2 separate regions of the Homo sapiens genome follow, and region 1 is linked to region 2. The links are chromatin loops, found by intact Hi-C in ENCODE. Cell type or tissue: adrenal gland. All regions are shown on one strand. Links, peaks and the distances in the headings refer to the core of each region. The heading gives the core; the rest is flanking DNA. Region 1 has its middle 8.8 kb from the start of DDX17. Region 2 holds the start of FAM227A (family with sequence similarity 227 member A).

Evidence for each region. Hi-C counts contacts between places; a loop is a spot of excess contacts. Peaks named below come from ENCODE experiments on the same cell type or tissue, not always from the same donor. Only the 100,000 strongest peaks of a DNase experiment are listed, where the experiment ranks them.
Region 1: a loop joins it to region 2, with 2.0 times the contacts of the local background. A loop is called at or near these places in 17 of 110 quality-filtered maps.

The regions. Positions count from the first base shown.
Region 1 is chr22:38,513,671-38,516,579 of GRCh38, forward strand. It overlaps a transcript of DMC1 not described here. Among named protein-coding and RNA genes, the nearest start is that of DDX17, 8.8 kb to the left of the region's middle. RefSeq lists a cis regulatory region at 902-1,310. In adrenal gland, for the core only: no CTCF peak of the experiment used is centred there; no DNase peak of the experiment used is centred there.
Region 2 is chr22:38,654,943-38,657,851 of GRCh38, forward strand. FAM227A (family with sequence similarity 227 member A) reads right to left here and starts at 1,450. Exons shown (of 17, transcript NM_001013647.2): 1 at 1,178-1,450. It overlaps CBY1 (chibby 1, beta catenin antagonist), which reads left to right and starts at 1,696. Exons shown (of 5, transcript NM_015373.4): 1 at 1,696-1,808. In adrenal gland, for the core only: no CTCF peak of the experiment used is centred there; DNase peaks (open chromatin) are centred at 1,539 and 2,550; H3K4me3 peaks cover 1,778 bases; H3K27ac peaks cover 1,490 bases.

The DNA of each region.
Region 1 (2,909 bases), core at 153-2,652, 140 kb before region 2:
CGGTTCAAGCGATTTTCTTGCCTCAGCCTCCTGAGTAGCTGGGATTACAGGTGCGCACCACCAAACCCGACTAATTTTTTTGTTGGGGTTTCGCCATGTTGGCCAGGCTGGCCTTGAACTCCTGACCTCAGGTGATCCGCCCTCCTCGGCCTCTCAAAGTGCTGGGATTATAGGCGCGGGCCACTGCGCCTGGCCCAGAATGAATAATCTATGAGGAAAAAGGCATGTTCCTAGTGAGTTTTCTAACTTGATGCATCCCACCAAAGTTAGAAGCAGTAACTTGGCTACTGTGTGGGGAAGGCCTGTTTGAAAACAATAGCAGCACGGAAATCAGCAGAGCAGGAGATGGAGGCAGCAAGATCGAGTCCTGAGGCTGCTGTCGACACCTTGGCTTCACCTGTGGCTGAAGTCAGCTCTTCCTCTGGATTTTTCAGTTTCGTGAGCCACTGAATTCCTTGTCTTGCATTTGCTAGCATTGTTAGAGGTGTTCAAACCAGAGGGATTCCATCTTGAATAGTGGCTGGGTAAAATAAGGCTGAGACCTACTGGCCTGCATTCCCAGGAGGTTAGGTATTCTTTTTTTTTTTTTTTTTTTTTTTTTTGTGAGATGGAGTTGCAGGCTGGAGTGCAGTGGCATGATCTCTGCTCACTGCAACCTCCACCTCCCGGGTTCAAGCGATTCTTCTGCCTCAGCCTCTGGAGTAGCTGGGACTACAGGCATGCAACATGACGCCCAGCTAATTTTTGTATTTTTAGTAGAGACGGGTTTCACCATGTTGGCCAGGATCGTCTAGATCTCCTGACCTCGTGATCTGCCCACCTCAGCCTCCCAAAATGCTGGGATTACAGGTGTGAGCCACCAGGCATTCTTAATCACAGGATGAGACAGGAGGTCACAAAGATACAGGTCACAAAGACCTTGCTGATAAAACAGGATAGGTAAATAAGCTGCCCTAAACCTACCAAAACCAAGGTGGCAATGAAAGTGACCTCTGGTTGTCCTCATTGCTCATTATACACTAATTATAGTGCATTAGCATGCTAGACACTCCCACCAGCGCCATGACAGTTTACAAATGCCATGACGTCAGGAAGTTATCCTGTATGGTCTAAAAGGAGAGGAACCATCAGTTCCGGGAATTGCCCACTCCTTTCCTGGAAAATTCATGAATAATCTGCCCCTTGTTTAGCACATGCTCAAGAACTAACCGTAAGTATACTCAGTCAAGCAGCCCATGCTGCTGCTCTGCCTATGGAATAGCCATTTTTTTATTCTTTTTTTTTTTTTTTTTTTGAGACAGATTCTGTTGCCTCAGCCTCCCGAGTAGCTGGGACTACAGGTGCCAGCCACCATGCCCGGCTAATTATTGTATTTTTAGTAGAGATGGGGTTTCACCTTGTTGGTCAGGCTGGTCTTGAACTCCTAACCTCGTGATCTGCCCACCTCAGCCTCCCAAAGTGTTGGGATTACAGGCGTGAGCCACTGTGCCTAGCCTGAAGGCAAGTTTATTAAGAAAGTAGCCGGGGCCAGGTGCAGTGGCTCACGCCTGTAATCGCAGCACTTTGGGAGGCCGAGGCAGGTGGATCACCTGAGGTCAGGAGTTCAAGACCAGCCTGACCAACATGGTGAAACCTCCATCTCTACTAAAAATACAAAAAATTAGCCAGGCGAGGTTAGGCATGCCTGTAACCCCAGCTACTTGGGAGGCTGAAGCAGAATTACTTGAACTCAGGAGGCGGAGGTTGCAATGAGCAGAGATTGCACCATTGCACTCCAGCCTGGGCAACAAGAATGAAATCCCTCTCAAAAAAAAAAAAAAAGAAAGAAAAAAGGGAAAAAGAAAGTAGCAGGGCACGGTGGCTCATGCCTGTAATCCCAGCACTTTGGGAGGCTGAGGTGGGTGGATCACCTGAGGTTAGGATTTCGAGACCATCCTGGCCAACATGGTGAAACCTCGTCTCTACTAAAAATACAAAACTTAGCCGGGTGTAGTGGCGGGCGCCTGCAATCTCAGCTACTTGGGAGGCTGAGGTAGGAGAATCGTTTGAACCTGGGAGTGGAGGTTGCAGTGAGCCAAGATTGCGCCACTGCACCCCAGCCTGGGTAGCAGAGGAAGACTCCATCTCAAAAATCAATCAATAAATAAACAAACAAACTTGTTTTTGCTTTACTCTATGGACTCACCCCAAATTCTTTCTTGGGTGAGGTCCAAGAACTCTCTCGGGTCTGGATTAGGACCCTTTTCTGGTAACAGTATGTTTCTGTGGCTTGCAACCAAAAGAGTCCTAACCAATAAACCCTCTTTTTTGAGTGCTCCTCTCCCCTATATAGGCCAGAAATAGACCAGACCTATGTCTACACTCAAATGGAGAGTGGAGGACTGGAAAGCCATGGTCCTTTGCTCACAGGAAACAAATTGAACCCCGGCCTAGAAAAGCTCAGTGGGCACTGGTGATTTTCCTGCTGGCCCAGATACCTGCATAATCTGCAGTTCTGTCCCAAAGTTGGGCCCCAAGTTACAGCTTTTTAGTTCACATTCTAACACTCAGCCACTGTTCTCCAAAGCAGGACATGTAAGAGTGGCTGGACCCAGAGAGATTTCCAGCCTTAGCCAGATGCCATATTGAAACCAGCTTCTCCACTGAACTTTAGGCCTTTGTTTTGGGCCCTGTTTTCCAACCCAAATGCCCACTTCTTGGTAAATTGTCCTTCGTCAGGGGTACTCTGCTTAACCCAGAAAAATTCTCTGAATTTCAAGTCTTGAGAGTTTTATTTCTGTCCCTACTAAAAGACTCTGGGCTGCTATGCAAATTGGTCCACCCCCTCTCCAGGGCTCCTCATACCAGGGAATCTCTAGGAGATGCTCAGTTTTTATCAAGGATGTTGTCAAAGCTATTTAAATTGTACA
Region 2 (2,909 bases), core at 110-2,609:
CCATCTAAAATAAATAAATAAATAAATAAATAAATACCAAAAAAAAAATTAGCCTGGCATGGTGGCGGGCGCCTGTAGTCCCAGCTACTTGGGAGGCGGAGGCAGGAGAATGGCGTGAACCCAGGAGTCGGAGGTTGCAGTGAGCCAAGATCATGCCACTGCACTCCAGCCTGGGCGACAGAGCGAGACTCTGTCTCGAAAAAAAAAAAAAGTAAAATTTTTTTAAAGTAAAGCAATAAAAGAATGGCTACTCCATAGATAGAACAGCCAAGAGTAAAATTTTAATTTTAATTAATTCAAATTTTGGCCAGGCGCAGTGGCCCGCACCTGTAATACCAGCACTTTGGGAGGCCGAGTCAAGCAGATCACCTGAGGTCAGGAGTTCGAGACCAGCCTGGCCAACATGGTGAAACGCCATCTCTACTAAAAATACAAAAAATTAGCCGGGCATGGTGGTGGGTGCCTGTAATTCCAGCTACTTGGGAGGTGAACACAGCAGAATCGCTTGAACCCGGGAGGCCGAGATCATGCCACTGCAATCCCAGCCTGGGCAACAGAGTGAGACTCTGTCTTAAAAAAAAAAAAAATTAAATTTTTAAATGGAAGCAGTGCAAATTTAGAAATACTGATTATATCTTGAAATAGTAATGTTTTGGACATATGGAGTTTAAAACATTACTCAAATTAATTTCACTTGGCTTTCTTTTTTACTTTTTAAAAAATGTGGCTACTAGAAAATTCCAAATCACATATGTGGCCTGCTTTATGTTTCTATTGCACAATGCTAAGCCAGATTGTGAAGATTTTAGTTCTAGGACATGGAAGTCTCCCCTCTTTTAATGCAGGGTGGTGTAGTTGGAAGAGAACTGCGCTTGGAGTCAAAGACCCCTGGGTCCTGCCCCTCACTGGATGCCCTGATACACCCACTAGGCAGCCGGTAAACTCCTTGAACGGCCTAAGTTTCTGCACTTATCAGACGGAACCAATAACACACGCTTTTAGGACTCTAGGAGATCTGGAGTTGATTCTCCAGTAGTTCTCTGTCCCTTCCTCACAATGCAACCTTTAAGTAGTCCCTGGGCCTCAGCTTCCCTTGCTTGTAGAAGCCGCCATAACGGCACGGGGAGGGGGCAGGCTGCCAGAGGTGGGTCATGGTGCGTCTGTCCGTCCGTCTTACCTGAAAGCATCGGCGGAATTTGACGAACCCGGGGCCGGTCCCGCCACGGGTCCCTCAGGGGACCCCGCAAAGTTCTGGGTCGGCCCCCGACAGCCGGTGCCCCCAAACTCACAGCAAGGGGTGCCCTTTGCCTTGTGCTGGGGGATGAGGAGGGGAGTTGGGGAGAGGCCCATTTTGCTACTCTGAGTCCAGGCGTTCTCTAGGCAACGCCGGCGCGGTCTCCACTTTCCCGTTTAGCATAACAATGGAACCTTCGTGAGCCGCCGCGTTGTCCGCGAGATGCCGTTTCTATGGTGACAGCCGGGCCGGGGGCCCAGACCAATGTGTCAGTGGAGAGGGTGAATGCAGGTCCTGGTCCTAGAGGCATGAAAAGGACCCCAGAAGACACTGCCTTTGTATAATCCGTTTGCTATCCCGAGGTGATTCACGGAGTTTCTGGGGATTGGCGCAGGCTGGCGCTGGGAACCCCCGCGCCGGTTACCCCTTTCCTCGGTGGTAGAGGCCGGGCGGGGCAGCGCATGCGCGTGGCGGGCAGGCGGCAGGAGGCGGGTGGGTCAAGGTAACTCTGGGCTACAGAGTCCTTGCTGGGGGTTCGGGGAGCGCTTGGACCCCGGCTTCTGGGACGCGTCAGGTACGTCTCCGAGTCCGGCGTCGCCGGCCAGCGCTGCCTGGGTTCACTCGGGGGCCCGAGCTGAGTAGGACGTCCGGGCCTCGCCTGGAGAGAGGCTTCAGGAGGGCCTGGGGAAGGGGACGGAGGCCGGGCGACCCCGGGCGGTGGCCGCCCTCCTCTGTGTGTCTCCGCGGTTGTGAATTGGGGCGGTAATTCCTCCCCGTAGGTCGCCGTGAAGATGATTGCATGAGATCGTGCGTGTGAACGTTTGTTGACAGCTGTTACTTGAGTCCGACAGCCCTGGGGGCCGTGCATCTGCGTAACATGGCTACCTCTGAACTCCTTGGGGGACACGTATATCTTTGAGAATCCGATGAAAACCAGAGATTCCGCCCTTGTTTTCTTAGAATTAAAGTAAGATAATATATTTTATGGCCTGTTGCAAACGGAAAACCTTTACACAATGATTAGTGATTAGTATCAGTATCTGTGGACTGGGAAGGCTCTACTTACTCGATCCTCTTCCCAGGGTCGTTGTGAGGATCAAGTGCACAGCTTCCTATAAACACTAAAACACTATAACATCTTGTGAGCCAGGTACTATTATTATTCCTCAGTGCAAAGAAAGAAGCCGAAGTCCAAGGGGGATAAATGCTGGGGTCCCACTGTGGGTGAGCCGCAGAGTGATCATTGGAAGCCAGGTGCTCCCCCTTCACTTCCTGTGTGCGGAGCACGCTCGCCCTGGGAGTTTCACTAGAAAGAAGGTTGCCATGGGCCAGTGGGACAGCTTGTATCTCAAGTGCACGCGGATGCCCCAGAATCCCAGGATCTCAGCTGAGCTGTTTGTGGATTATTAGATCTGACTTAAAAGGTAGCTAATCCAGACCCTTCCTCATCTGTAATACATGGATGACAGCTCCCAGCTGTAGTGTTATGAGAATTAGTGCGGTCATGAGTAAGGTGCCCAGTTAAAGCCCGAGAAGTAAAGCAGCTGGGCCAAGGTCTAGCAGGCAACTGAAGGGGAGAGCCAGGCCCCTAAACTTGTTGTGTCCAGCCCATGTGCTCAGGCCCAGTGCAGTTAGCATCAGTGGGGACTTGACTTATTTCTCCTTCTTCAAATGT